Regions from separate parts of the Mus musculus genome. Here all the other regions are linked to region 3. The links are chromatin loops, found by intact Hi-C in ENCODE. Cell type or tissue: left cerebral cortex. All regions are shown on one strand.

Region 1 (8,000 bases), 160 kb after region 3:
GTGCCAAGCTGCAGCATGAGGTAGCAAGGAGGTTTCATAGTGTGTGCTGTGCCTACTCAGCTCTGCCACAGTGACGACAGCGTAGTCATGAAGCACTGAAAGGCTGTCTGTCGCTCAAAGTACTGCAGGTTGACTTTCAAATATCATTCACATAAGACTATTAAAAACTAGAAGAAACAGAAAAACTTTTCTTTACTTCCAGGTCATAAAGGTCAAGTGGAATGACAGATTTGGTCAAATGTCTTAGTTTGACAACCTCTAGTTTATATAAATTGCTTTTTGATTTCAACACAGATCATTTTTATACAGTGAACAAGTAAAATGTTTGTTTTACCAATTGGATAAAGAGAGCAATGACTGAACCCACTGAAAGAAATTATTTGTTTTGAATCATTCTTAATTGTTCCTGTAAACAATTCTGCTTTGGCCTGGGAGATGGTTCACCATATAAGGGTGCTGACAGCCAAGACTAAAGACTTCAGCTCAATTGCAGGGAGGGATGGACAATCAGACAGAGAGACAGGCAGGCAAGCAAACTTTTTCTGAAGAAAAAAAAAAGCTCTCAAAAAAAAATGGATTAGGATTAGAGAGTGGCGTCAGCAGTTAAAACCAACGGCTGTTGTAGATTCTGTTCCCAGCATTCACATGGTGGTTCACAACTCCAGTTCTAGGGATTAAAGGTCCTGTCCTGACATACTCAGGCACCAGGAGCACCTGCAGTGCGCAAACATACACTCTGGCAAAAAGGATGCATAAAATGAAATTTAAAAGTAAATAAAAATTTAAGAAGTTCTGTTTTGCACTCAGAAAATTATTATATTCATGCAATGTACTATCCTAAGCAGTGTGCAACAGGTAAGAAAATATAAAACATAATGTATACCTTTTACTATCTATTAGCTTAAAAGTCATATACTAAAAATAAAAGTAATTCTGGCTGGTTTCTTCTGAATTAGTAACCTTGGATAATGGCAGTTCAGTTACATAAACATAATACAGAAAGTATGAAACTTTAACAAAATGAAACACTTCAAAAATTTACTATGTATGCTTAACTCAAACACTTCCCCCACAAATATAATAAAATTTATATTTCTGCAAGCAACAATTCCGGAGGTTTGTATCCATTACTTTTCTATTGATGTGATAAAACGCCATGTGATCAAGGGAACTTATAAAAGAATGTGTTAAGTTGGCCAGCAGGAACAGTTGAGAGCTAATGTCTCAAATCTTAAGTAGGAGGCAGAGAATGCTCTTTATAGTAAAGGCTGGTTAGACTTTGAACCAGCTGACACGACTCCTCCAACAAGGCCAAACCTCCTAATCCTTCCCAACAATTCCAGTAGCTTATTGACCATTCAACTACCAGAGACGAATAAGGAACATTCCACTCAAACCAACACAAGTTTGATTCATTTTGTCCCATTCTTTTTAAGTGGATTCTTAATTTTCCAATGTACAGCTAAAACTAATCTTTAATAAGACCTGTTTACACCTTAGCAAGAATTGATTTGGAGAGGGATCCATCTATGCTATGTTTCTCTTATAATAACAAACTTCTTTATACATAAAAACAATTTGAAAACCAAAAGGGACTTACATTTTTGATAATATAAATCTAAACTTCAAAGAGGCTTATATATCCTCTTTACAACCTCAAAGATGATTTATAATCTCATTACGGCTTATGAAGATGCCCATATTCTGTGCCCTTCCCAATTTTATGTGTTATTGAAATTTAAGGAATATGCCAATAAAATGTCTAAGACAAGGATGAACACTCTTACATCCTTTCATACATCTTAATGTTATCAATATTAACTTTTCTATCCATCACCTATCCACCTATGTGTCATAGGTAAATGTTCAATCCACACCACCATGTAAAGTGGAAATGGTGGTGTATGGCTGCACTCCCAGCACTCAGGAGATCAAAGTGAAAGGTCATTGTAGGTCATATAGTGAGTTCAAGTTCATTCTGGGCTATCTCAAAAAATAAAGTAGGGTCTAAAGAGATGGCTAAGGAGTTGAGAGTTCTTGCTGCTTCTGCAAAGGATCAGGGTTTGAGTCCATCACCTATGTAGCAGTTCACAATCATCTGTAACTCCAGTTACAGAGGATCTAATGTCTCCAAAGACACAGACTTACACACAAGCAACATACTCAAACATATAAAATAAAATTTAAAAATTGATCCGGGCACCGGGCGGTGGTGGCACATGCCTTTCATCCCAGCACTTGGGAGGCAGAGGTAGGAGAATTTCTGAGTTTGAGGTCAGCCTGGTCTACAGAGTGAGTTCCAGGACAGCCAGGGCTACACAGAGAAACCCTGTCTTGAAAAACAACCACACCAGCAAAAAACAAAAATTAAAAAATTAAAACCAACAACAAAGCCTAATCAAACTACAGTGAGATCCCCTTGATCTACCAGTATGACTCAGGCTTTCCTGTGTTCTGTGATAATGGGTACTGACCTCAGGATCTTGTGAATGCAAGCTAAGTGCTTTGTCTAGGATCCACAGCTACTCAGAAGAGCAAAGTGAAAGGTCATTGTCTGAAAACAGTGGAACGAGTGGAAAGCTCCTGGGAATTTAACATTTTGGAAAACTAAAATTGTAAGTATCTTTAAAATGTAAGATTGAGCCAGTGTATGCAATCCTACAACTCCAAGGGAGATAAGTGCACGTGGGGCATAGACGAAGGCTCAGATATCAACATTATTGCCAATACAGCCAAACTAGAAACAACCTGGATATGCATCAGGAAAACTGAAGAAGAACTGAGATGGATTCAAGGAACATGGACCAAAAGAAAATGAAGACAGCATGGCTCTCTGCATGCCGTGAGCAGCCATTGTCACAGTGACAAGTCAAAGAAGCCAGAGATCCAAAAATATGCACTTCATGGTCCTAGTTATTAAACCGCTAAAACAGCAAAACTAAGTAAGTAAGCTCCAGTGTTAAAAGAGAGAAGACATCATTGGGGAAAAGAAGGGGACCAGGTGCTTTTGGTCTGCTTGCCAAGTTCTATTTCCAGGGCTGGATGGCTGTGAAACAGGTATGTTTACTCTGAGGTAATCCATTCAGCTGCACACGTGTGATTTGTATACTCTTCTACGCGTTGTATGTAGTTCATAAAAAGTTAACAAGAATAGTGCATATTAAATTGTGCCGAGTGCTTTTCTAGCGCCTATGAAAACAATCGTAAAAATTCCCCAGAAGTCTGTTAATACAGGGCACAGTCTAGGACCAACAGAAAAGGATAAACTATAAAATAAAGAGGAACTTAACCAAAAGCATCAATAACTACTTTATGAAATTAACCATTATCTACAAGTATGCTCCATATGCTGTCCTAGAAATGACAGGAGTCCACATTGGAATAACAGCTTTTAAAAAGTTAGGTTTCACTGGATAAGCTCTGCTGTTGAAAGCAGCAGAGAAGCCCACAGGCTCACCTAATCTGGACTTCCTGAGCAAACAGACACCCTTAGGAGACATGTAAAGAAAGCACAATAAATTATATCAGCAGAAGTCAAGTTGTGGCCCACTCTTTTAGTCCCAGCACTTGGGAACAGGCAGACAGAGCAGGGTTCGAGGCCAGCCTGGTCTACAGAGCTAGTTCCAAGACAGCCAAGGCTACACAGAGAAACCCTATCTCAAAAAACCAAACCAAACCAACCAAACAAGTTATATTAGCAGATAACCTAATTAGAACAATTCTTTCATTCTGAAATAAATCTACTATAGTATCAATATATGTTTATATTTCGTTTATACTGTGGTTAGTCCTTAAATTATGGCTTGGTATAGAGAAAAGTATTAAAATATTTGGGTTATTAACTCTATGATCATCAACCACTAATATATTTGTTTTTAATTATTTTTCAGTTGATTCTTGGTGTTTGTAAATGATGTGTGGTGTTCATTCCTAGCCTACACATTGAGGCCAGATGAAAACTTTGTGGAGATGTTTTTCTCCTTGTACGATTTCATGGGTTCTAGGGATTAAACCTGGTCATCGGGTTTGCTTAGAAATCACCTTCACCTGCCTCTCTCTGCTGAGAAATCTCGCTGACCTCTTAGGTTGACACTGGTTTTACAAAACTGTAGTCAATTTAATAACATTGTAAATAATATTCCTTTTATTAGTATTTGCCGATCTCAGTCATCTTTATCTGAATCTCATTATCTAACTTAGAACTCTAAAAATCCAACCTGCTCACTGAGCTAAGAATATAAAAGCAGAAAAGGTAGTTCAGATTTAAAAATTGGGATTGCAGGACCTTAAGATTTCTAAATCTCCAGTATTACATATGTTGCTTTGTTCCAGATGGGAAAGATGAAATATGCAATCAGTGTGACATATGCGATACAAAGGTATATAAAATTAGACCCCACATCTCCCACATCCCTTGCTCCCTACACCTTAAAGAATCTTGACTAATAGAAAGCTCCTAAAATAAAAATGAAGTGATATAGGCATTTTTTTAACAAATGTTATTTGAAAACATTTCAATAACCACAATATGGACAACTACCATGAAGCTTTAGCCACTGCTGTTTACTGTATAAATAAAATAATTCCATAGAGCTTATGCTGGCTTTCGACTTGTCTACAACTAAAAAAACAGTCCACACAATGCTTTGTAGAAAATGCCTGACATCAGGGCTACTTTTTTTTTTTAATCAGCTGAAGACAATAATGAGCCAAATGCTTCTATATCCTTTAGTATATATTTTGCATATGGGCAATAAAATGTTACAAAACATTTTCCATTTTAAGCTTGTTATTTGGCATAAAATCTCCCACAGAGCTTAACTTATTATTATTATTTGCTACAGACTCTTCCTAAAAGCAAGAGCAGCCCATTTTCTCCAGATGACTCATTGACTAAAGGTACAGCCGAATGAAGTGTTCCAACTTGAAATACCAACAGCTAAATATAACCTTCCACACAACATTAGAAAACTCGATCTCTTTAGTCTAAAAGAGATCGTGAAGGGTCACTCTCCCCAAACCCAGGAAGCTCCTGAGGTGATCAGCAACAACAAGAAAAAACCAAACACCCGGGCCTTTAGGAAAAGAACTCAGAAAACTAAAATGCAAAATCTTCACAAGTCATAAAAACAAACAAAACAGTTGGCGTTTTCTTTTCATTCTTTAGGCAAATTGCTAATGCCATACGTAACCTTGTCAAAAAAATGCCAAATTTACAAAGCCATCCAAAGTGTAAACTTGAAAAGGTTTTGGCCATTACACAAGTGAAACCCAGTTATAGGTGCGTCACTTGAAGTTACCCTTCAGAAGAATAGGGAAATACTTAGTCTTATAAAAGGGTTATTTTTTTCTAGATGCCTATCTTGAATATAAATGTAGCATCTAACACTGACTATCGGAAGTACTGATAGTGTTTCAAGTGAGAAGAAAGCAAGCTAGCATGAGCCCATTACAGCAGGTGACACCTGAGCAGGGCATTCCAGCAGGTGACACCTGAGCAGGGCATTACAGCAGGTGACACCTGAGCATGGCAGGAACTGAGGAATGATGTTAATTTGCAACCGACATGGGGAAGCTGAGAAACAACTTCTGGCCACCTGAGTCCTTGGGTTTAGGACCATTAAGGCCCAGCCAAGCTCCTGTTCTTACATGAGTCCAGTTTGGAAACATCACTGAATTCCATTTGTAGTCAAGATTACTCTAGTTACACTTCCCGTCTCTTGGGTCTATGAATCCTAAACGCATGCAAAATATTATGCTAAGAAAGAACGAGGTGATTTTCCAGATGGTTACAGGAAGACATGGATTTTCAGGTATATTATGACATCATGTACTTCATCTTCCCCATCTCCAAATGAGAATTCTTTATGCCCCACCATGGGTACACTGTGCCTGCTTCTTTTGGAGAAGACATAGGCAGCTCATCCCCTCCCGAGCCTAGCTCCAGAAGATTGAAACACTCTTCTGGCTCTAGGACACACTGGACACATAACCACACAAAGAGACACACACACTAATGTTTAAATTAAAAAATAAAATCTAAGAAAGAAAAAAAAAATAGGAGGGGAGGCAGTCATCCAGAAAATATCAATGTCTGACATAATGTATTTCTAAATCAGATAAATTTTAAATGCAAACTGTTTTTATTTAAATTTTATAAAAAATAGATTCATATAACACATGAATTTACTTTTATAGTTTTGTTTTCCACTGAGTCAGTAATTCATTTGTCATTTACATACATAACTTAGTTAATAAGACATAGTGCCCACCTGGTTCTCCTATTTCTCGTTTCTTTATTTCTTGTTCTTCTGGCCTAACCTTTAAATGTAGATTTCCTTGACCCCTAGCTTGTCTCTTCTCACCTAGATCTATTTTGAATGACTGTATCCACACACTCCCATGTACAACTCCAGCAGTACTTACACTGAGGTTTAGGATAAAGGGTGACCTACACTGAAACCTCACCTCTTTGATACCCAGACAAGTGACTGTGAACAAATGCAGCGCCTCTTGTTTCTCATCTGAGAAGCTTACAAGAATCATAGCAGCAGCATTTGAAATGTATATAAAGAAAATATCTAAAAATAAATAAATAAATAAAAAGAAAAGATAAAAAAAAAAAGAATCATAGCAGCTACTTCATGTGGCTATGTTGGTAGCTATTAGATGTATAATTCTGGCAAATCACTTTGCCTCCAGTAATTCAGTGGGAGATCTGAGGCCTGCAGCTGACTTGCCACTATCTACACTGACCCATGCTCTTACTGTAAGGCAAGTTAACTTAGCCATCACTACCAGAATGAATAATTCCTTTCTTGAGACCCTGCTGAGGCCAGCAATATTATGACTTTCTTTTGACACTAAGAAAATAGAAACAGGAAGATGAGAAACTGTTAGTCAACAACCAGGGCAAGACCTATCATCCGCATTTTGGTTCCTCCTTGGAACTGGAAAGTGCCAGGGGCATTCAGTGAAGCCCTGTCAATAGAAATAGTTACAATGGCCACAATTGGCCAAATTGTTTAAAGAACACACTAAGAAAGAAAGAAAGAAAGAAAGAAAGAGAGAGAGAGAGAGAGAGAGAGAGAGAGAGAGAGAGGGAAAAAGGAGACAATCTAGGAAGCGGTTTACATACGGATGCATGTGAAGAATATTGAATTCTTAAATGTCTTACACTATGTTCTACACATCATCATTAATACAATTTATTTGTGATTGACACAATCGCCTACCACCCAGTAACTTAAAAATCATTTTCATCATTGCCTTTGTCCATAGTATTTTTAGAACAGGTACCAAAGTGTTCCGAGAACACAAGGAGTCCAAAGCTCCTGCACATCTTACAGTAACCTGGGCTACTGCTCGCTCGCCCCGCTAAGCAGGCTAACTGACTCAAGCTTCAGACCCTGAAACAGACCCGATAACTTCTCTCTGGTATTTTTTTCCCAATAAATAATTAACAGTCTGTCATGGACAAAAGAACAGATATCCACTAGATGATTTTCAGACACTGTAAATAAAAAATGGCGCCAACGAATATCTGATTTTATACCCAAAAAGTCACTTAGTAATACTATACTAGAAGATAGCAATGAACAATTTTTATCATAAAGGTTCTGTAAAAAGAATGAATGGAATAAAATGGAGATGTAACATTTACGTGAAGGTCCATGCACATTTCCTGGGGAGTCTCACCTGTTCCGATCACCCTGCTATGTCAGATCTTCTTAATACCAGGCCTAGCTCTAAAGCAGCAAGACAACTTCTTTATTAAGGTGGTTAAATTCAACAAAGGAATAAAAACTAACTCTTATAACTCTTAAAAGCTTAAGGGAATTATTACATTTTACGGCTATTCATAAGATTTTAGTACATTCTAAATGATCCAACTACAGTGTCTTTCCATAAGTACTCTGGTATCATGGTACAATTTTAATCCTTATGCTTAAGCCCCTTTCACAGTTTATAGAAACAAAGCAGGTCTGATTCACAAGCAA
Region 2 (8,000 bases), 58 kb after region 3:
AATTTATGAATCTGGAACTTATGTTACACATGAAACCCACAAATCTTTATGCCCAGAATATATTAGCATATGTCTCCAAGTTGATGGTACCCCAGGTTTTTTTGGTTTTTTTTTGCAAGATTCAAATACAAAAACCTTCTCTTTAGAAATACATCTTCATTGAAGCATGAGAAGTTACCACAAATAATGAATACTAGTCAACACCTTGGAAAATAAGGCAGCTCAAATAAATGGAAGCAGAAAATTAGCAAAATAAGAAACGGAAGTTCTAAATATTAAGCTAGTTGGAAATAAGCTTAATTAAGGAAGCAAAAGAGAGGACTTTAAAATAAGAAATGAGAGTTTAGCATAAAGAACAAGAAACCATTGTGATAGTAAGAAATGAAAGCAACAGATATAAAAACTGAATAGATAGTTTAAGAACAGAAATTACTAAAGACAAAATTGCAACAATAAAAAGTAGATAAAAAGAAACTATTCAGAACATAACAAAAATGGCCAAGAGTGGTAGAACAATTAGGGACACACAAGCAGGTAAGGTTACACATATATAAAATAAAGCCCAGGGTAATAACCACAACATTCAGGATAATGTTTACCTTTGGCCTGGAGGGATACATAGTATGACGAAGGGTACAGAGAGATTAAAATATACTGACTAATACTTCATTTGAGTGATGATGCTGTGTGATTCAGGACAGCACTGTGTACAATCAGACCCAGTTGAGTATCGCTGTACATGTCCCCTGTTACAGGTACCAATGTTGCTGCATTGCTACTATTTAATGTCAAGAATTTACATATCTCAAATGTCCACCAGTCTGAACTTGTCTGAGATTTTGCTCAAACAGGAGGCTGGAAGAAGAACATCAAAGAAGCCAAGTTTCTGCCTCCTCCTCACGTCAAAAGCCCATAACCGGCAACTTTGACCTCACCAATGGCAGGCTGGCTTCTTCTACTTTTACCAATCATTCCCTCTGGTTGGCAAATACAAGACCCTCATGCATCTCTTGTATTTTCCTTAGCAGAACCCCAAACCAGCTATTTTTCCAAGTAGTTCTAGACCCTTTCATTGGATACTGAGGTTTATAAAAGTAGATCTGAGTATTGGATTGGTTGTTGGCACCAGAGAACCGCTGTTTCCAGGGCCTCCCAAAGGGACATGAATAGGAAACATACGTATGCTCACTAACCCACGTGCAGGCACATTTCTAAGTTTTTCTGTTTACCCATCTTCACACATTAAAGGAAGCATGGGTTCATATCCTATGGATCATCCTAGTTATCCCATGCACATATTTATCTGTGATTTACAGTCCTTTTATAACAGCAAGAAATTTGGCTTTCACCTTCCAACATCCATTTACTTCACCCCAGCACACACCCAGAGTAGGTTAAGAATTATGAATTTCCAACTCAAAAGGAAACAAGTTTACTAACTAGAACACAGTGTTTATAGATTATTCTTTTTTAAAATTTAGCTTTTTTCTAGTGCAAACACTTTCTTTTCTTTTCTTTTCTTTTCTCTTTTCTTCTCTTTTTAAAAATTACTTAGGCTAGCTCCTTTTCTGCCACTCTTGAATGAGACTATGTCACACATGTGCAATGTAATTAGATATGTTCAATATCATCTGTAGGCTACCCCGAGATGCACACATCAGATTTCAGGTCCCTGTGTGCAGCTCTAGCAACTCCAGTAAATCATGTGCCTACTTACACAGCACCACCCAGAACAGTGTCCTCCCGTTAATGGCTGCCTGCCACAGTCAAACCATTTCTATTATTTGTCACTTACAAAAATACCAAGGGGCCTCTCTTCCCACTGGGTATTGCAAACTTTATATGCCCCAGTACAGGGGAATGCCAGGGTCAACAAGTGGGATTGGGGTTAGGGAAGCAGGGCAGGGGGAGGGTATAGGGAACCTTCGGGATAGCATTTGAAATGTATATAAAGAAAATATCTAATTAAAAAAAGAAAGAAAAGCAAAGCAAACAATGAAATGGATAAGCATTGTTTTTCTTTTAAGATTTAAATTAGAGTAGTTTATTTACCAAACCAATAAGACCACATGGTACTGTGTTGTAGTTCATCACAGTTCTGACTTTCAATCATATAAAGGTAAATGGGGGTCCGTCATTTACTAAAGAGTAGAAATTTCTTTTTAGTTTAGGCTAATGAAAATGTGTATCCCTTACTATTGTGTGAGAAATAAATGGGATTTATAAATTAAAAAAAAAGTAAAAGAAAATAAAGTTCTGCTATACATGCTCAAAAAACAAACAAACAAAATACAAAAAGACTCTCTGCTGAGTAAAACTTAAAATTCTAAGATAGATATTCCTTATGTGGTAGACAGAGGAAAATTACTGTTTAAAAAGCTAATTAGCATTTAGGGTTTATAAAAATAAGTGTGTAGTCTCAGGTGCAAGGACAGGCACAGAAAACCCGGAGTTAGCCGCTGCTCTTCAGTGATCTTCCATTCCCCGCAGCAGGACAACAATTTCGACATTGTTGAGCAGCAGTAGAGTTGGATCCCAACACCAGCAACTAGGTTTTTGCAACTACTTTTTCCAGGGCAAAAACCACAAACTTTGCTTTAAAAAAAAATCAGGGATTAGATTATTTTTTTTGTTTTTTAGAGGGAATACTAAAAATGAAACCATACTATGGTGACAAAAAATAGACAACCACCTTAGACACTACTCAACTCGGCTCCAGTGATTTTGTGGACATTAGTTCCTAACAGATGAGTCCCAATAGCAGCAGCTCATTTTCACACATCTTGTGTACTCAGTGTCTGAAGGACAGTTCCTCAACTAGACTGACAGATACAAGGCACAGCATTCATGCTGCCGGCTTGCACTACCGCCCGCACCCTTTCCATACATGACCAGTGCACACAGTTGTCGTTTTATTTACATTTAGTAGTGTGTTAAGTTTATGTGCTTCACAGAAAATCTCAGAGTCATGTCCCAAAGGCAGAATCATTTGGGTGATGTGATTAATTATGTGCCTCTAAGAGGTATAATCCTCTATCATAATCAGCCAGTATCATAATCAGCTGAGGACTTTCAGGTTTTTAGCTTCTCCCCCTGGTGGTAGTATCTAGGTTCGTATCTATTTAAAAAACAAAAACAACAAACCATGCTGCAAGGTTTACAGCCACTACATTCAAATATTGGGAGGCAATTTGGGGATAAAGTAGATTTAAATGAAATAGAAGCAAATCTCAGAACTCTTCTAATGTTAGCACTCACCTCCTATGCCTAGCTAGTGATCTCTCTTCCCCCCTCTCCTCTCCTCTCCTCTCCTCTCCTCTCCTCTCCTCTCCTCTCCTCTCCTCTCCTCTCCTCTCCTCTCTTCTCTCCTCTTTTTCCCACAATGCAATTACAGCCATTACATCATTGTAAATTACATGCTGGGGTTATCTCAGTAGGTATCTGCCAAATGTAAAACTTACAGAAGGTCTTCAATGTAATAATGATGTTTTATCATTTTAATTACAAACTCTTTAAAAAACTCCCTAAAGTGTACCAATTGGGGTGGTCTAAATTAACAATATCTTGGTAGCCCAAGGGTAGCAAAAATAGATTGAACTACCAAATTTCATCATCCTTATAGCAGCTGTCTTCCTGCCTCTAGGAAGCTGAGTATTTAACAAAGCAGACAGCTTGGCACTGGCGTCTGATTAGCAGCGTGTGCATTGTCAGACAGAATGTGCTTGGCTCTTCTGTTCCAGGGTTGGATTAGAAGCCTGCAGAGCACTGGGACTTTATTCTTCAGGCTTCTCAGAAGTAAATAAGTTCTGCGTCGTCTTCCTCTGTTGCTACACCTGGCAAACTGATTAGGTGCCTTCTTAGTAATGTGCGCTATCAAATGCTAGACAATTTAAATAAAGGCTTTCAAGGATAGTATCACAAAGGATGAAATTTGTCAATTTAAAAATTACTATGGTTAAGCATAATATGTATAAAAATTATTTCTCGAAATAAAGTGCTTTGAATTATGTTGAACCTAAATATTAAAATATTGCTTGTGGGGGAGGAAGGGTGGTCATTTTAGAGTATATAAAAATAAAATTATATTCTTAAAATATTAAATATAAAAGATTTTTTTCCCTGAACTCACATGAAGCATGCTAGAAATAAAACACTGCTTTACAAGAATAATATTATTTTGCTGCAGGGTACAAAACATTAAATTATAAAAGGGTGACTCTCATTACCTTTTCACCAGAAATTTCTTTGAAAATTTATTACAAATGATTGTGCTTATTGGCAGAGTTCAAAATCAGCAGAGTCCACGCAAACAATCTACTTCAGTGCGAGGTACATTCTTTTACTCTATCGGATCCGTCGGAGGTAATCAGACTGGATGTTTTATTCAACAGGGCTGAAGAAAATTGTTCTACAATAGGTTAATTCAAAATGGCAGCATAGAAAATGCATCTGTCAGTGGGGATCAAATTACAGGGCAAGCTCCTCTCAATGCTTAGAAAAACAAGTCTGCAGTTCTACAGATTATGTGCCTGTGTGTGTTTAAAGGGGTGGGAAAGGAGCTAAATATCCGAGCTAACCTCCAATTAAAGTCAATCATAAAAACAGCCAATTTAATGAGTGCAGATTTCTTTGGGTAATTATAACACCAACCACTTTTTTCTCTTTTAGATCTGTAATTCTGCCTTCTTGTTATTGCTTGCTTTGTCACTAATCGCCTCAGGACCTTGATTTCCTAGCAACAGACTGCCACCAAACACTTGGCTCCTGTTCAACATTTTCTTTGTGAAAAATGGCACTGCTGTTGCCGCCTGGGCTGCTGCAGCTAGACTGGCTGTGTAAGTGCTCTAATAATGTATTCCACTGGAAAAAAAAATCACATGATACAGGGTGCGAGGACTGAGCTCAGTTAATTACTGAGCTGGGAAGTTTATCTACAATCTAAAAGCTGTGCTGGGGGAGGGGGCTACAGGATTAAAAAAATGCATTCCTTCCATTATTAATAATTTGAAGGTAAGAATTTGCAAAGAAATATTCTATTTTGAGGTATATAAGTTTATTAAGGATTAGATACAAAAGGCCAATGTCCTTAAAATGTTGCTTGATGATTTCTTTCTCTACAACATGGCCCCAAACACACAAAAGAATCACAGAACAGTTTGCTGCAATTTAAGAGAGCAAATTAACCTATGTATCTGTCAGCTGTGTCTTTCCTACTTAAGGCAAAATCATTTGTATATGTAAATATGCTGTATGGGATGGTAAGAGGTTTTCATTCACAGCGTGAACAGTACATACTGAGAAAACTGAACATTCAAAATATTGTGTTTTGGTATATTGTACACTTAAGTAAATATTTAATAACCCATGATAAGAGTAAAGATGCTTATCATTACTTGTGAAACGATTCAATTGGGACTGAAGAAAATCAGACCTTGTGATTAGAAACCCTGTGATAAGGTAACATAATGTGATTTTTTTTTTTAACTGGGTAGATTTATTAAGATTTTTCATGTCTTCGAAATACTGCCACCCCTGGTAATGATAGTTATGGAAATTAACATGGCATGTCAGCTATGGTTCACTGAAGCCTGGCTCTAACTCTCAGAAATGCGGCTTTATAAGACTGGCATGTTTCAGGACTGCTGTCACGATATGATAATTTAATATACCCAAGAGTGCACTAAGTATTATGGAAGCATCTGTGAAACTAATAAGCCAGTGGCCATACTGATTCTCACCAGTGTCTACAGACTGTGTAACAAACTTACTACAAAGTAGTCGCAATTCAGCTCAGCTGAGGGAGGGAAAAGGCTAGAGGGTACCTTAAAACCATCACGATCACTAACCTTGACAGATGAAATAAAATGAAATTACAGAAGCTCTTTAGCAGAGCACTAAGCATTAAAAAGCCACTGATTATATCCAAGAGTAAAAATATGTACATGCCTTTAAAAAGTGAATAAATAAGGCATTTGACTTTAAAGAATCTGCTTATTGTTGATAATAAGCCACATTGTTTCAACTGAGTCTGAGCCAATAGTATATTTTTACAAAATATAATTCTTGGTTGACTTAACAAAGGAAACACAATCGCCCATCAGTTTTAGAAAATATTGATAATTACTATACAACCATATCAAAATATCTGCGGACTGCAGTAAAGCTGGTTGATGTTTACAGGTAAAACATTTAAAAGTCTATATTTAGCTTATTACGTATTCCAAATTAAAGACACACTAAACCTAGAAGCCACACAAAATGTGAAAAACATATCTGAGGCCTTAAAGAGGGCTATATGGTGTTTGCTACCTTGAATATATATATATCAGTCTGAAAAATATAACTAAAATCATTGGAGGATTATTCTCCTTGATATTTAACTGCAAATTCTGACTTATCATTTAAAAATGGGCTGGATTCTTCACAGAGTTAATTAAAACAGAAGTTAATACTTTAAAAGATGAAGTCATTTAAAGGCTGACGAGGAGGCTGGGTGGAGTGTAATGTGGGAATCAGGTGGTATAGGAGAAGTGGAGTCATAGAGAAAAGCAGTCAAGGGTGGTTGTCAGAAGCACTGGTACAAGACAAGAAGAGCAGAAGTTGGAAGAGAAGCCTCCTGTCTTTCAGAAATCTTCAATGATTTAGAATTGTCGATAACTTTAGTGACAGTAGAGCAATATTAGTGAAAAGGAGATTATGAGTAAGTTAAACTCTAGAGCTTTAAGGATCTGTAAGCAAGGAGGCCAAACAATGAAACACAATGGTGCAGTCAAGCTCCTGGGCTCAGAGGATAACTCTCTACACAGACGAGATACCCAAGTTGTTCTGAGAATAATTGATGGGATATATAAATACATGTGAAAACAGGTCTCCCAGGGTAAAGACTGGAAGGAAAAGGGGGGGGGGTCACTTTGCACCATCCTACCCCCCAAATACAAAAACCACCCCCTGAAATCCCATTTATTGCATTTTTACACAAATCAGAAAAAAACTGGCATTTTAAGAACCAACTCTAAAACATGCATACACTGAAGAAATAAATTAGAATGGAAGCCAAAAGATCTTCTCTTGAAGACCTGCAGTAGAAAAATAGGCAAGAACAAAGGACAAAAATATACATACCACTCCCATTATATTTGCCAACAAACAAAGAAAAGCATCCTAGCTGTCTGACTAGAAACATTGAAAGTTCTTGTAGTATGACACTCGAATGCTATACTGAGAGAAGCAAGTGAGCAGAAGATGAACTCCAGGGGCAGTGCTAATGGACACAAGATGTCTCTTAGTGATGATATAAATGTTCTACAATTAGATTATGATGACGGCTGCAGAATTCTATAAATGCACAAACATCCACTGAACTGTGTATATTAAATGGTGGACACAACAGCATGGATATACTGCAATAAAGCTGTTAAAATTGATTCAATCCCACTTGTCTGGTGGACAGATACAACACAAGTTATTGATTAAATCATACTGAACTATAAAAATTTTATAATATGATCAGTAAATATGGTGGGATAAAGTCTGTCAATATTCAGGGCTATTTTTTTTTGTTCAATTTCTATACCTTTCCAAAGACAAACAAATACTTCAGCAAATATACACTATTGTCATAATGTTTATATATTTTCTCTCTTGTTCATATTTATTATATTCTGTAAAGTTAATATTCTCAAGCTATTTATTGCTTGCTGCTCTATAATACTGAAAGTAAATAGAAGCAAATATACTTGAGTCGATGATTTACTAATTAATTTAGTGTGTTATGTGTACACATATGCTTATTTTCTTACAAATGTGACCAGGATACAGCATGATATCCAATTTCACAAGAAATTCTAAACTCTCAATGTATTGCAGTAAGTCCACAAATCCAAAGCTTCCAGCCTATTTTTACACTTGATCTTAGCCAAAAGGCCGAGAAGCGATTCCAGCCTATTTTTAGAGTCTATGCTTTTACAACCAAGACTACCTTATTTCTTTTAAATAGGTAA
Region 3 (8,000 bases):
TTCCAAATCCTATGGTCTCCTCCCCCAAGTGCTGGATAACAAGCTCAAAGCACCAGGCCTAGCTTCAGAGGACAGTAATTAAGCATGTATTTTGACCATTCCTTCTTTTCAAAGAAGGCAAGCCAGTGAAGAAACAGAAGGAAAAACCAAGGGAGGGTAATCAGAGCAAAGAACCTGGTGTGTCTGTCTCTGTCTCTGTCTCTGTCTCTGTCTCTGTATGTGTGTGGCTTGTTTTAAACTAGGCAAAAAGAAGAGAAAATAATGACAACATGCAAGAAATGGCTTTAAATGGCTGTGAAAATCCCAGGCACGATCTTTTACATCTGTACTTTCAGCACTTGGTAGGCTGAGCCTGAAAGATTGCAGAAGCCAAAGTCAGTCTAGGGAATATAAATGAGACCCAGTCTTCCACAAGAAACAAACTAAAGTTAACTGTCCACCTAAATAAACAAGCTAAAGTTACAAAGTTTTATAAAGTATCAACTTGTAATTGAAAGGCTAGTCACTTACATCATAGGAGGATACAGAACTTTGAAGAGAGAAAAATAGAATCTTTTCCCAATTACTTTCATATGTCAGGTTGATCATAATTCTGAAAGAATAAATTTTGTGGTGGCGGTCACTTGTATTAGAATCCAATTGTGAGCACAGTTTGTTGCCCTTATGCATTCAGAAAAACCAAGAGACTTTTAAAGCTGCAATTGTGTTGGGGCTTAGAACACTGTACACTAAGATATGGTACCTTGGAAAGAGGAGAAAAGAGCAGAGGTATGGTACTTCTGTGTGAAGTTCCCATTTTACAAGAAAGTAGGCCACAAGAACCTCACTCTAGAGTCCTGTCCCATTCCTGGAGGACAAAAAGAATCCAGAAAGACAAGGTCTGTTCAATGCTATTTCCTTACATGTCACTTGATACCAATAGATATTACATCATATCCTCTTTGCCTAATCTTCATTCTGTAAAAGATTATTTCTTCAGAATTTTACATAAAATAGTTTTCCCAAGGCTGTGAGACTTCACTTCTAAATGTTCCTGTGTCCCCTGAAAGCCTGCCAAATAGATTTGCAGTGTCATATGAACACCAGCCACGATCCTTGCAATGGCTACCACAAATGATGTTTCTTACCATAATAACATAATGTTTTCACATTTAGAAACTCCATGCCGCTATTCCTAACCACGATTCAATTATTCTAAAAGGTAATGTTTGAAACACTATTAAAAAATATTCCCAACGTTTTTTCTTTAGACACATGCCACTTGAAAACTATCAGCACCCCAGCTGCGTTCCTTGCTATTTCAGTCACTAAGAGAATTAAATGAAGCGGTTTCTACAGCAAGTCTCTGTAGTAGTATGTATATATTTGCTTTTTTAGTCCTTCATTTAATGAGAAGAGTTTTAAAGCTTCCCTCTCTTATTTTTCTTCAAACTGTTACAGCATGAAATAGAAGCCTCCCCGAGCTAGCGTTCTGCCAGCTGTGGATTAACCACAGCCGGCCACAGAATGGGCTATATAAATAGTAACCTGGTCAAATAATTAGGCTTCTCCCCAGCCTCAGACTGAAAATTTGATCTCTGCTCAAATACATATGATTGTAATTTAAGTCACAGAACAGTATGCCTCCAGAGTCTAAATTTGGCCTGATTCCAAATCTATGTGTTTTACTTTAGAATATATAACATAATAGTATTGTAATATGGATAGTATATATTTGATTTTTGTGAATTTTATAAATAGGCAAAAAACATTAGCTTCTAAATAAGTAGTACACGGACAACTTAATTACATTTTAAAACAATCTCTTACTTTGTAAAGTAAATATTCACAATTTAAACAAGTTGGGATTTGTGCTGTAAGATGGCAAAGATTGTTAAAATGTATGCCAACCATAACTTTTCTTCCCAGATTTATAACCTTTGCTGAGGCGCGTACTCCAGCCTACCGCACGACCAAGAGTCAAAACAGTACTGCTACAAAACGAATCGTTCTGTTCATGTTAGGTTTGTAATACAAGTAAGTCAGGAGTCTATATGTGTGTGCTTTAGAAAAACACTCTATATATCCAGCAAAGTCTTGGGATTTTGTAGTTACGGATGTCTGTTTATCCAGTTAGCTCTGTGTGTCTCTCCCTGTAAACAACTCAAAAGTCAGTTTACATATTTACAGATGGAAAAAATGCTTATCAGAATTAAAAACACAGGGGGATACCTTCATTCATTACAAACAAAAAAAAAAAAAAACAAAAAAAAAAAAAAAGGGAAGATTGGGGTAGAAGACCATTTTAGCAAAGCTTGGTTTACTGCCTAGAAATCTTAACCACTCTAAGGGATTTCTCAGGGTATTTTAAATATAGTTTAAAAAAATGAAATATACAAAGACAAAGGGAAACAATTTTTTTCTTCACCAGTATTTACTTCACTTCAGAGTCATTATTTGGGATTCTTTTAAAATGTCTTTACCTAAGAATGTAAGCTTCAGAATGATATCCATTAACGGTTATTTGAGGTATGAAACATATATGTGTGTGTACACAGACACTTATATAAGTTTTTATTGATTCAAAGAAAATAGAATAATAGGGGTGTTGGTGAATGCCTGCAATCCCAGCATTCAATAGGCTGAAGCAGGGGGTTCAAGAACACAAATATGGTACCATGTTCACAGAAGTTTCAAGGCCAGCCTGGGCTAAACAAGACCTTGCCAGAAATAAAACATAGAAGTATACAGAGTGACAGTGACTCTGACTAAATGGACATACTAAGACAAACTGGGATGGGAAGGGAGACCTTTGCCTGTGCTATCATGAAATACTGATCAGGGTATCCTAGGAGGGCAGAAGCAAACGATGTCATTTTATAATACTGAGTCTCATCTGTGCCTACCTAGTCCTAAAGCAAATACATGCCGGCATTAAGACGTATGCAGTGGTAGCTGAGTGGTTCAGCATCCTTCTGCACTTCACATAAAGAACAAGCAAACACTCAGCTTGGCTGATTGCTAGGGACTTGTAGTTTATCCCCACCTCCAGACACATAGCCATATGAATTCTCGTTTGATCACAAGTTTTTTGTTTTTGTTTAAATATAGACTCTATAACAAAAGAAAAGTAAATACCATACTTCTCAAGTATGAAATTATTTCCAAGGACAGAACTAAAGAAATACTGTCTTAAACATATTAAGATCCTCGCTCACTCAAACAGAAGACTGGGAAAGGTGGCAAAGGAAAAATAAAATAAATAAATACATCAACTCTGTAAAGAACCTGAGAAATAGCTGGGCAGGATGTTCTGTTTTGAGTCTGAGGTCTTCCTAGGCTATGTCCTGGCCCTCTTTGGCCAGTCTGACTCATCTCCCCAGATTGAACTTCCTAGTAAAGTCCAATGTAGATAGACAAAGGCTCTTTTCTAACAATCAACAATGTTTAAGGCGTTGAAAGGTGGAGCTGGGATGGATCTCAAGGCCAACCACATCTAGGCCAGAGTCCTCTCGGTGAGCAGCAGTCCTAGCCTGAAGCAGCATACAGAATGCTGCTGAAGAGTAACCGGCAGACTTAGGAAGGATCTGAAAATACACACAGGGAGTAGTCAACAAACTCTAGTCCTGACAACTTGCTTCTGTGCTGGATCTGAAATATCTCCCCACATGCTCATGACTTTGAACATGTCACTTCCTCCTGGAAGTGCTGTTACATGTCAGACACAGGCCTGCCTAGGAGAGAGGTCAATAAGATCAGGCACTTGAAATACACCCACTGCAGCCGGGCGTGGTGGTGCACGCCTTTAATCCCAGCACTCTGGAGGCAGAGTCTGAGTTCGAAGCCAGCCTGGTCTACAAAGTGAGTTCCAGGACAGCCAGGGCTACACAGAGAAACCCTGTCTGGAGAGAGAAAAAAAAAAAAAAGAAAAAAGAAAAGAGAAGAGAAGAGAAGAGAAGAGAAGAGGAAAGAAATACACCCACTGCATTTTGACCTGTGCTTTCAGCTTGTGGGTTTCTGAGTAGTCAAACCAAAGCAGGTCAAAACAAACAAACAAAACCCAAAGCAAAACTAAAGCAAAACCCTAAGAAACAGACTACCCTTAGCTGGGACATTTTATGTTACAATGAAATACATTATTACCCTGCCTTTTAAAAATGTTTGAATGTTGCTATTATATTTAAACTACAAATGTAGTTTATAGCATCTCCAGAGGAAAAAGGCTGTTGTAGGGAATATTTTGCAGACATTACAAAGGATGAGAGTTAAGCAGTAAAGGTAACATTTCATGGTCCATATGTGTTTAATCAAACATGACAAAGGTAGTATATGTACTGTTAGTGTGATTACAAACTGTATAATATCAATGTAAAATAAATGGCAATGATGGCACATGCCATTAACCTCAGCACATGGGAGGCAGAGGCAGGTGGATCTCTGTGAGTTCGAGGCCAGCTTGGCCTACAGAGGGAGTTCCAGGACAGCCAGGACTACACACTAAAATAAAACCCTGTCTTGAAAAACATAAACAAAACAAAACAAAAGAAACGATGAGAAGGGATTCATGAAGAGAGCTGGATGCTGCTGCTAATTTATTTTAAAAATTAGTGATATGGTTACTTATGCTGGAGATGAACCAGAGTTAGTTTGTTCGATTGAAATGAATATCTACACAGTCAGAAGACATTTATAAATACCGAGAATATTAATTCAATAAACAAGAGTAAGTACAGATAAACGGCTGAGGATAATTCTACATTTCTTCTTGCACAAGGCTCAAAAAGGAACAAGCTAAATGTGCAATTAGTGACTTTAGTAAATATAAACCACTATTTACAGAAACAGAAGGGAACGAAAAAAATGTATACTTAAAAAAAGAAAAGAAAAAAGAACAACAGAGTCCCAGGAAGCCTAGACTAGCGCTACAGCGGGAAGAAGGCGGAGTGCCAGATGCCTGTCTCAAGATGTACCACTGTTGTCTGTTTTAAAGAATATAATTAGCCTGTTTTCAGTGCTGTAACTAAGGTGCCATAGTAACATCAGTTGGAGAACAGGGTTGTGAGAGTGAATAAATTAGAAGTCAAAAATAACCAACCCAACACCCAGATAACATGTTTTTCTCCTCTTAGTGGCTGCTACATGTTCTGTGAATCTCCCAGAGAGTAAAATACGTTTCCTTGTAGGAGTGGGAGAGATCAAACACAAATTATGACAAGCCATAGTTCATTGCTGCTGCAAGGACAACACTGGCTTTGACAACCATTAAGATAATGCATAAACCATTTGCAGTTATGATACTATGATATGCAGTCCTTCACATGAATGACAGCAACTGAGCCGCCAGAAGAAATAACTACAATGAAGACACCAGTGATGGCTGTGAGGTCTGCCACAGCGGTCAGAACATGTTGTGTCACGGGAACAGAAGGGAACCAGCTCCCTCCGTCTTTCTGCCTCTGCAGAGCGTAGAAAGCACGAACACAACCATCCATTTCTCAAATATCTAAATCTTTACAAGGACTAAAATACCAGCAACTTTAAGTAGACCATTCTTACCATCAATGAAGAAGCCAGTTTTCTTTGATCACATGTAAGTTCCTCAAATATAAACACATGAACACCCAAACAACCAAAGCAAAGACAAAGCAAGAGGCAGAAAAGTGTTGTCAAAGAAACATGGATTTTAGGAGGGCAACATATGTGGATATTTAAGCTCATTTTGCTGGAAAAGAGAATACAAGCTATCTTAGAATCCGTTTGAGGGGGAAATATATGTACACCAAACTGAAACACACCTTGAAATAATATGTATACACACACACACACACACACACACACACACACACGGCCACAGAGTCTGGGGAGACAACTCAGCACCGCAGAGCTGTGCCGTTCTTGCAGTGGACACTAGTTTAGTTCCAGCAACCACACTGAGCTTACAACCACTTGTCTGTAAGTGTAGCTCCAGGGGATTGAACTACTGGCCTCTGCAGGCGCTGGAACTTAGGTGTGCACATCAAGCATACAAATACTCTTTAAATGTTTTATATAGGGCTGGAGAGATGGCTCAGCAGTTAAGAGCACTGACTGCTCTTCCAGAGGTCCTGAGTTCAATTCCTAGCAACCACATGGTGGCTTACAATCATGTGTAATGAGCATCCGATGCCATTTCCTGGTGTGTCTGAAGACAGCAGTGTGCCCACATACATGAAATAAATAAATAAATAAATCTTAAAAAGAGTTTTATATAAAAAATCTACAACAGTTTTCAAAAGTTAGTGTTAGGGATCAGGAATGGTATGAAGAAATAACATAAATGGCACTGTAACCAGGTGGAGCGACTGCAGCTCGGTGAGACCTAAGGGGACGGATGAGTGAGGCCTCAGGGATGGATGAGTGAGACCTCAGGGACGGATGAGTGAGAACTCAGGGGACGGATGAGTGAGACCTCAGGGGACGGATGAGTGAGAACTCAGGGGACAGATGAGTGAGACCTCGGGAGATGGATGAGTGAGACCTCAGGGGACGGATGAGTGAGACCTCAGGGGATGGATGAGTGAGGCCTTAGGAGATGGATGAGTGAGGCATCAGGGGACAGATGAGTGAGACCTCAGGGACGGATGAGTGAGACCTCAGGTGGACTCCACCTTCCGTGATTGAAACTGAGGATTCCTGCTTTCCTTCTCTCTCTTCCTTCTCCTTTACTGCTCTTGAACTTGTGGGTGGAAGTAACTCCCAGACCTCCTAGTATGCTTAATTTTAGGTTTTGCCAATCTGTCCCTTACTAACTGTGTACTTTGGGCAGTCTAACATCTCCAGACCTTACTCTTCTCATCTTTAGGTTGGGAATAATAAAACTTCAAGGCTGAAAGAATTAAATCAGAACACAACACAATGCAAGATATCAAGAGTATGAATTTAAGCATGTTTACACTGTATTAATATATTACCACAGAAATATAAACAGTGCCCCTCCCTTAGGAATGACAAGTTCTTTTTACAGCCCTCAGTTAAAATGCTAAACAAAAATGTGCTCTTTAGCTGAGCCCCTTTGAAATATAAATACATAAAACAAACCCCATCATTCCCGTTCCAAAAGCTCGCCACGCCTCTTCTCTCTCCTTGATTTAATCATCCCATGTTCTGCTGACAGATTAATCACCCCAATCATTCTTCTTTTCCTAGTAAATTAAATCCAAATGCCTCACACCCAGCACTCAACTCTCCACAGCAGCGCTCCAACTTACATAGCCAGCCAGCTGTGGCCTCCATGTTTCCACACATCTGTCCATACTTCAATCACACACAGTGATCTGTCTCTCCCAAACAAATCTTCAGTCTTTATACTGTTCCATGAAATGTCCATTACTTGACCTCTTAGAATTGGACTGCTACCTCCAGGTCTTCAGCCTTCCTTCACCCCACAAACAGATCTACTCATTGCTCTCTGAACTTCCAAAACAGGCAACATGAGTTGAATAACTGATCTTATGTCCTTAATAACATAAGGGTCGCACATTCCTCACCACCTTTAAAGGGGGAGCACATCCATTAGTCTCCTGGAGCACAGAGCACAGCACCACTGAGGGTTTTCTTTTTTTAAGACTTTAAATGCATTCCTCTGTCACTGAAGTGCTATTTTGAAAATAATGAAAATTAAAGACTGATGTATTTTTATGTATTTATGGAAGTGTGTATCCATTTTAGAGTTAGGCAATTCCTTTGCGTTCATAGGATCTGAAACTTCCTTAGTTCACAGAACCTTTACAGTCTGTTATTTTTCACGGTATCCTAGCAAATGCCTAACAGTTCTGTTTTGTAGCAAGTAGGTCCAAACAACTTAATGAGTAACATCTTAACAATTTGATGCAAGTTTGAGAACAAAATTACATATAAATTGAAGGAAAGAAAGTCATTGAAGTCACCACATTATACACAACTGGGAAATGTGACCTTGCGGGGCCTTGCATAACCCTTCCAGCCTTTCATTCCAACCAAACACTGCAGTTCTCCTTCCTGCT
Region 4 (8,000 bases), 55 kb before region 3:
TACACAGTCACCACACATGTATATTATTTTGTTTCTCGATGACGAATCTGCTTCTAATTCATTTTATTAATAGGTGTAAATATCACAAATTCACATTTCTTTAAGGAGCTTAAAGCTTACATAGTATTGTTCAATCAACATTCAACTCACAGTTTCTATGTGTGGTACACAATATTGAGTATGCAAATAAGGGTGGAGTTACTAAATCTCAATTACATTTATTTCTATAGTTACATGAGTGGGGTGGCTCAGCCGATAAAGGTGCTTGCTGCCAAACCAGACGACCTGAGTTCAATACCCACACCCACATGGAGGAAGGGATAGAACTGATTTCAGCAAGTTCTCCTCTGAGCGTCACACATATACTGTGTCAGGCAAGTGCCCTCCTAACAAATAAATAATATAATTTTAAAAAGTTTCTCTAGTCAATATTACAAGTTGATGTATAAAACAGAACAGTTGACATTGTTCTGGCTCAGTACCACAGCCATCAAAGATTCATAAACCCAGTTAATTATCTGTCACTTAACCTGGGTTCATACTGAAGTTAGTGTTTTCTAACAGTCAATTAGAAGATAGTATTATGCAGACAGAAACACGGTCTTGACTGTATCTTGATTTTGCCAACAACGACCACATGGAGTTTTGAATCTTGACAAGATTGTCCTTCTAGTAGGTAAACAGAACGGAGACCAGAAAATTAAGGCTAATTATCAATATTTTCCTTACAAAAAATTATCTGATGTTATTTTTTAAAAGATGAAAGGGAGACAGGACTCAAATAAGAAGCTCATAAGCAGGATAGAAATTAATCAGCCCTAACAACTGGTAAGTACAACCTTTGGAGATTTATTTGCATAACGATAATTTACGGGCGATAGGGTTGAACTTATTTAAGTGACATTATAGCTCACTATTCTGTCTTGCCCTAACACTGCTGCAGCACGGAATTCTTATGAAATGTAATGCAGCTAATGAGGTAGCTTTTTAACTGAACAAACTGACAGGCCCCATATCTGCAGAGGCAGCTTGAAACTGTGCCCAACCTCTTGGCTTCCCAAGAGGCTTTTCAAAATTCAATAAATAACATCTGTAGGCGATGTTGGGTGCAGACCTAGCAGAGTGCGTCATAACACTGTGCTGGCAGAACAAAGAAACCATGACGACTGCCAAGTTTCCATGGCAACTGCAGCGAGGCTCTGAGAGTATAATAGCACATCAATCACTGTCCAAAAGAACTTCATTATCAGCTAGAAAAAACCTTTAGGATCTGTTTAGTGTGCAATTGTGGGTTAACTCACCTCAAAGCCTTGCTCTCTAGCAAAAGTGGCAGCTTCCTGAAAAAAAAAAAAAAAAGGACAGTTAATTATAAAGTGCCAGATAATGAAGAAATAATTCATTCTGAAACTCATTCAGTCTTCTTTTTACACAATTATCTCAAGATACTCACATAGATTAATTTTTATTTTTACCCCAAAATATTTCCTTTTTGTCTTGGCATGAAAAACAATGGGCCACATGGTGTCAACACACTTCACACGCCAGGACAGGGAAGATGCTATGTGTTTTTACAGTGGCTGCCAATGAGTTCAGGTGTTCTGACCTCACTCAGAAAGGAAAGGCATTCACTTGAAACCCAAGGACCAGGCTGGTGGTTACACGTGTAATTAAAAGAGTACTTTTCAGGAAGCTCTTCTGGAGATGAGAATGCCTACTAATAGATATATAGATGCTGGAAACAATTATTTCCCAACCCCATGATGAAATTTATAGAGACAGGGGTCACCAGTGGGTTGTTAGAGTCATTGAGTGATAGGATGACAGGGAACCGGTTCTTCCCATGGAATCAAAGCAGCACAGATTACATGCTGGCCACGGGGAGCAAAGTGAAACTTTATAATGGAAGGGACCAAGCTGTCATCATTGTAAGCCTGTGGTCAGTCCTATCCACTAGCATCCCTCATAGTGGGATTGCCAAATATCCTGTGCCCCAGATATGGAGAATGGAGTTCACGGTATCAACCAGGATGTAGTCTAGCCAAAATATCTTCGCACCAATTAACCAAAAGTTTAGTTCAATAACTTGTATTTATGAGAAAAAGAGAGGAACAATTAAAGGAGAAAGTGAACGAATCTGTAAGGCGGGCACATTTACAAAGCAACTAGTAATGTTTCTTTAACTAATGGCAGCCTCAAAGATAAACTGGGAAGGGAAATGAACAAAACCAGCATATGACTGCATCTTATTTTAAACCAAACCAGCTGTGAAAGATGTTTCAACAGAGGTAATCTGAAAATCAGAGGATAGAAGGAATCGTCAGTTTGATATTAGGAATGATCAGTGTGACAAGGAAATTGTCTTTAACTTTTAGGGCTGTGTCCAGGAGTATTTAAGGGTAAAAAGCCACATACAAAATCTGTAACTTGGAATACTCTGCGAGAACAAAAGGAAGCGAACTTGACAAAACACTGGAACCTAGGTCTAAGATATACGGGGCGAATGCTTCCACTCTCTATACCCCTCAACCCCACCCTCCTGGGGTCTTGCTATATAGCCCTGGCTGGCCAGGAAATGCTATGCAGGCAAGACTAGCCACAAACTTGTATAGATCCACCTGCTTCTGTCTTCCAAGTGCTGAGATTAAAGGTTTGGGTCACCGTGCCTGGCTTTTGTCTAAGAGGAAAAGGTTAGAAAAGTTAACACCTAAAAGAATGTTTAAAAATTTTAATACACAAAGTTCTTCTAGCCTTTATACATATACATGTATGAGCACAATTTAATGAACATTATGCCATATGCTAATGCTTTTCTAACAGGCTACTGAAAGACAAAACAAAACAAACCACCCCAAACCAAAAAAACCCACCCATATCTATGTAACTAAGTCCTTACGCTTTCACTGTTTAGCTCGTGCATACATTTTAATTTTAGGAATCATAGAAAATGGAGGCAATATTACTTTTCATTTCTACTTCCCTCTTGAAAGTGAAAAAAATTGCAGACAACTGTCAAGAGTCTCTACATCTTAACTCACATTCCTCCAAAATTATCTTTGCCAAGAGATATTAATAGAAGAATGGGATTTGAGCCCAAGTGGTGAGCAGATCCAACTCAACTAGAACGACTGCTGCACCAAACCATGTAAGGCAGAAAGTACAGCCAGTGCCTTTAAAATAAATGTGGACAGTTCCTCCATGTTGAGGGAAATACTAATTAGGAAATACATGCATGTACTTATGGTCCACTATACTAATAACAGATTTAGAGAACCTATACTTTTGGGGTGTGGAAAAGTCAAAATGCGTGATTATAGATCAACAGTGGAGTTAACAGCAAGTCTTAAGCTGAGGGTTGATCCCCTCATTCACTAGAGAAAGAGCAGGCTGACTAGTGAGCCACAGTTGACAATGACACGCACACGCGTACCACACACACACACACACACACACACACACACACACACACACCACAAACCCTTGATGAATGGCTCAAGTAAGCAAGGTTACTCTCATTTCAATTTCCTTACAAAACAATGTTTATAGTTCACAAATAATATTTGCTGGCTGAGATATCAAGTCAAGTGAAAGGTTGAAAAGATATCAATGTGTTGTTTTCTAAGCCATCATAAATTTAAGTAAATGAATTCTTAGACGAATAATGCAACTGAATAGCTCTGGTGAAAACTACTACTACACTTACTATTATTTTAGATTTATTTGTTTTATGTATGAGTGTTTGGCCTGCATATATATTTGTGTACCATGTGCATAGTTGGTAGCTGTACTTATCAAGAGAGGGCATCAGATCCCCTGGAACTGGAGTTACCAATGGTTGTGAGCTACTGTGTAGGTGCTGGGAACCAAGCCTGAATCCTTTACAAGAGCAGCAAGTACTTTTAACAAGTAAGCCATCTCCCCAGCCCCTAAGAACTACTTTTCATGCCCAGCCTGGGCAACAGTGAATTGTAGGACACAGGGTGGGGGTGAGGGGGCTTCAGGGTCATTAAAAGAAAAGGAATCTGAGGAATTAAAATTGCTCTATGACAGAAAGACTGCAAGTCCATGCAGTAGTTAAACTGAGGCAAGGAGCAGTACTAGGAACCGAACTCAGGCCCTCAAGGTGCTAGAAGTGCCACATTACCAAGTTAAATCCCACATCTGGAACACTATTTGTATGAAAAAGGTTTTTAGATAACACAGGTTGGAGTGTGGGGAATCATAGAAGTGTGTCACCATGCATGGCTATGTTGTTTTAATTTTTAATGCCAGCTTTTTTGATCATATACTAATAAATTAACTGTAACTTGGTAAATTACAGAATAATGGCAAGAATATACTTATATATGTATTTTTTCTTTTAGACAAGAGCTCACATTATACAACCTAAGTTGATCTGAATCTTGGTATGTTGTCTGAGCTGGCTTTGAACTATCTCTGTTCCTGCCTCCATCTCTCAAGTGCTGGGATTTTAGGCTGTGTCACCGTGCTTTGTTATTAGACGCGTTCTCACGACCGGCCAGGAAAGACGCAACAAACCAGAATCTTCTGCGGCAAAGCTTTATTGCTTACATCTTCAGGAGCCAGAGTGCAAGAAGCAAGAGCGCAAGAAGCAAGAGAGAGAGAAAACGAAACCCCGTCCCTATTAAGGAGAATTCTCCTTCGCCTAGGACGTGTCACTCCCTGATTGGCTGCAGCCCATCGGCCGAGTTGACGTCACGAGGAAGGCAGAGCACATGGAGTGAAGAACCACCCTCGGCACATGCGCAGATTATTTGTTTACCACTTAGAACACAGCTGTCAGCGCCATCTTGTAACGGCGAATGTGGGCGCGGCTCCCCACATCTCCCCCTTTCCTTTTAATAAGAGCAAATAGGCCACCCATATTAATGAGAGTGGAGATAGAGGTCAAATCCCCAGTGTGTAGGTAAAGGAGCCATGTACAGGATTAGCTCTTAGGCTCACAGGCTTTTACCCAGAGCAACCCTGACCTGCTCCCGTGTCGTTTTGCCTGGGGGAAGGGAACTAGGACACTGAACCTTCATGAAAGATGACATGTCTCCCTAGAATAGGCTCATATATGCCGCAGAGCCTTTCCATTGCAGTGCTTAGCCGTGCAACTCTCTCGGGCTGCTGAAGCACACTCACTCTATCCCGTGCAATGAGACTAGCCTCATGGGATATAAGAGCTGAGTGGCCAGCGACCTATTGCCTAAGCATAGATATATCAGGGGAAGCTCCATGTTCTAGTCCTGCAAGCGCCTGGGCAATAACCACCTTGTCTCTCCTAGTTTGGGCCTTAAGCTTACAGACCAATCAAAGAAGCAACACTAATCCACAGCAAAGTGTATCTCCAAATAATATTAATCCCACCCATTTTTTAAAGAAGGAAAATGCTGAGGAGATCCAATTGGGTAATCCTTTGGTCAGGGACAGGTCCAAGCGCGTGGAGTTGACCTGAAGTCTCAATTCCCGAAGGATCTGTTCAAATTCAGCCATCCAATTCTGTAACATATACTGAAAAAGACTTTTTGACAATTTAGCTGCCCTAGTAAATTTAACATACTGAATGGAAATAACACACAATCCCGGAAACTTTTGTTCACAACCCTGCTGAGTTATTTGTCATAATACATCTAGTTGTATCTGGACAAGATCTATGAGTTGATTAACCAGCATGAGACCTCTCTGTATCTTGACATTAGCTGAGGCCTGTTCATCTATGACTGTAGTCACTGAGGCTGACAAAGTGTTAATGGTGTCAGTCATCTGGACCTGTCCAGACAGAGCCAAGGCTGTCTGAATCAAGGCTAAACCCAGTTCCTAGTTAGTGGTAAAAAAGCAGGAGAATACTTGAGCATTATACATCACCGTCATCTACCTTTTGTAAGGCCTGGTTAGCAGCTAGAGTAAGAGCCCTAGGGGAGGAGATATGAGGATCTCCTTCTAAAATACCAAACAAAGGCCTTAGCTCAGCGGAAGGAATCTTTAAAAAAGGTCTGAGCCAATTAATATCTCCCAACAGCTTTTGAAAATCATTTAAGGTATGGAGGTGATCTCTTCTTATCTCTACCTTTTGGGGCACAATCTTATCTGGGGACACCACAGAGCCCAAGAATTGTCCTGTATCAGAAATTTGGACCTTTTCTGTGGCTATCTGTAAACCCCACTGACTTAAAGTTTTAAGTAGAAAAGGATATGCCTTTTGTAGCATGGTAAGGTCTTTATGGCACAGGAGGATGTCATCCATGTAAAGGAGCAAAATTAAAGAGGGGAATTGTTCCCTCACTGGCAAAAGAGCTTCTTGTACATAAAGTTGACACATAGTAGGACTATTGGACATTCCCTGTGGTAAGACCTTCCATTGATACCTCTTATCAGGTTCCATGTGATTAATAGAGGGGATGGTAAAGGCAAATCTGGGCCTATCTCTTGGACACAAAGGTATAGAAAAGAAACAATCTTTAATATCTATAATAATTAAATTCCAGCCACGTGGTAAGGCGGAAAGTACAGGGAGACCCCTCTGTACTGGGCCAAATAAGTTCATTTGCTCATTAATGGCTCTGAGGTCATGGAGCAGTCTCCACTTTCCTGACTTTTTCTTAATTACAAAAATTGGAGTATTCCAAGGTGAGGTAGATGGCTCAATATGGCCTAGTTTTAATTGTTCCTCTACCAGTTGAATCACAGCTTCCAGTTTTTCAGAGGATAGGTGCCATTGAGGAACCCACACTGGGTCCCCTGTTTTCCATGGTATGGGTCGTGCTGCCCCAATGGCCACTAAGGAAAACCCAGACCCTGTCTGTCTTGGTTTCCATTAGGTGAGATGGGCTCTATCCTTCCCTGTTCTTGATGTCCTAACCCTTTTCCTTCTTTATAACCCATCTTTGCCATGATATTTTTTGCTTTAGTTGAATACCCTCCCGATGGGGCGTTTTCATTGGACAAAATAAGGCCCAAATGCTGCATAATATCCCTTCCCCAGAGGTTAACCGGGAGTGGGAGCACATAAGGTATGAATTTCCCTTGCTGCCCTTCAGAGGATTCCCACGTCAAGGCAATGGAGCTTATAGTGGGACATGATTGATATCCTAGGCCCTGTAATGAATGAGATGACTCTGTGGTGGGCCATGCTTTGGGCCACCAATGTGTAGAAATTATACTTTTATCTGCTCCGGTATCAAGGATGCCTTCAAACTCTTTTCCGTTGATCTTAAGGCGGAGCTTAGGTCTATCATTTAAAGATACAACCAAATAGGCAGAATCATTTCCTGAGGAGCCCATTTTCTTTATCTCAGGTCCTGCAGATTTTTCCCTGGTATTATCAGGGAGGAGCAGCAGCTGAGCTATCCTATCTCCTTTACTAATAGAAAAAACGCCTTTAGGGCTTGAGCACAGGACCTGTATTTCAGGGGAATGTTGACAATCCATAACTCCAGGGTGGACTACTAAGCCCTGCAAGGTGAGTGAACCCCGGCCGAGAATAAGGCCCATGGTTCCCGGGGGCAAGGATGGTATAGGCTCCACTGGCACCGGCTGAATACTCATTTGAGGCATTAATAGGAAGTCGGAGGCGGCACGCAGGTCCACCCTTGTGGGTCTTCCTGGGTCGCCTCTCTGACTGCTTCCTGGGTCCTGACAAACCGGTTCCCATATCTTTGAGGGCCCTGGGACCGAGGGCCCGATGACCCGTTTTTTGGCACATAAGCTGATTGACTATCAGGTGGGGGAAGGACTCTGCCCTTTATATCCCTCACAGAGCGACACTGGTCAGCTCTATGATAACCCTTGCCACACTTAGAGCAAAGAGTGAGAGTCCCTCCCTGTTTACCTGGAGCTCTGCAATCTTTCTTAAGATGCCCAGGCTTCCTGCAGTTAAAACATGTCCTCCGATCATTTCTGCCCATGGAGCGGTTCTGAGATTGAAGGATGGCGGCCGCTAAGCCTGCATTGGTGAGAGGTCCCCCAAGCTCTCGACAAACCCTGAGCCAGTCTTGTAA

Evidence for each region. Peaks named below come from ENCODE experiments on the same cell type or tissue, not always from the same donor. Only the 100,000 strongest peaks of a DNase experiment are listed, where the experiment ranks them.
Region 1: it touches region 3 in a loop (3-fold over the local background); 2 of 42 quality-filtered maps call a loop at or near these places.
Region 2: it touches region 3 in a loop (3-fold over the local background); 2 of 42 quality-filtered maps call a loop at or near these places.
Region 4: it touches region 3 in a loop (4-fold over the local background); 3 of 42 quality-filtered maps call a loop at or near these places.

What each region holds. Positions count from the first base shown.
Region 1 is chr14:21,147,402-21,155,401 of GRCm38, reverse strand. All of the region lies in intron 3 of Adk (adenosine kinase), which reads right to left. Among named protein-coding and RNA genes, the nearest start is that of Adk, 99 kb to the right of the region's middle. In left cerebral cortex, no CTCF peak of the experiment used is centred here; a DNase peak (open chromatin) is centred at 4,966; H3K27ac peaks cover 604 bases.
Region 2 is chr14:21,249,224-21,257,223 of GRCm38, reverse strand. All of the region lies in intron 6 of Adk (adenosine kinase), which reads right to left. Among named protein-coding and RNA genes, the nearest start is that of Gm52152, 170 kb to the left of the region's middle. In left cerebral cortex, a CTCF peak has its summit at 3,092 (motif pointing left); DNase peaks (open chromatin) are centred at 2,713, 3,717 and 4,779.
Region 3 is chr14:21,307,698-21,315,697 of GRCm38, reverse strand. All of the region lies in intron 6 of Adk (adenosine kinase), which reads right to left. Among named protein-coding and RNA genes, the nearest start is that of Gm52152, 110 kb to the left of the region's middle. In left cerebral cortex, no CTCF peak of the experiment used is centred here; DNase peaks (open chromatin) are centred at 1,090 and 4,978; H3K27ac peaks cover 483 bases.
Region 4 is chr14:21,362,408-21,370,407 of GRCm38, reverse strand. Adk (adenosine kinase) reads right to left here. Exons shown (of 11, transcript NM_134079.4): 8 at 1,302-1,337. Among named protein-coding and RNA genes, the nearest start is that of Gm52152, 52 kb to the left of the region's middle. In left cerebral cortex, no CTCF peak of the experiment used is centred here; DNase peaks (open chromatin) are centred at 1,097 and 3,084; H3K27ac peaks cover 2,899 bases.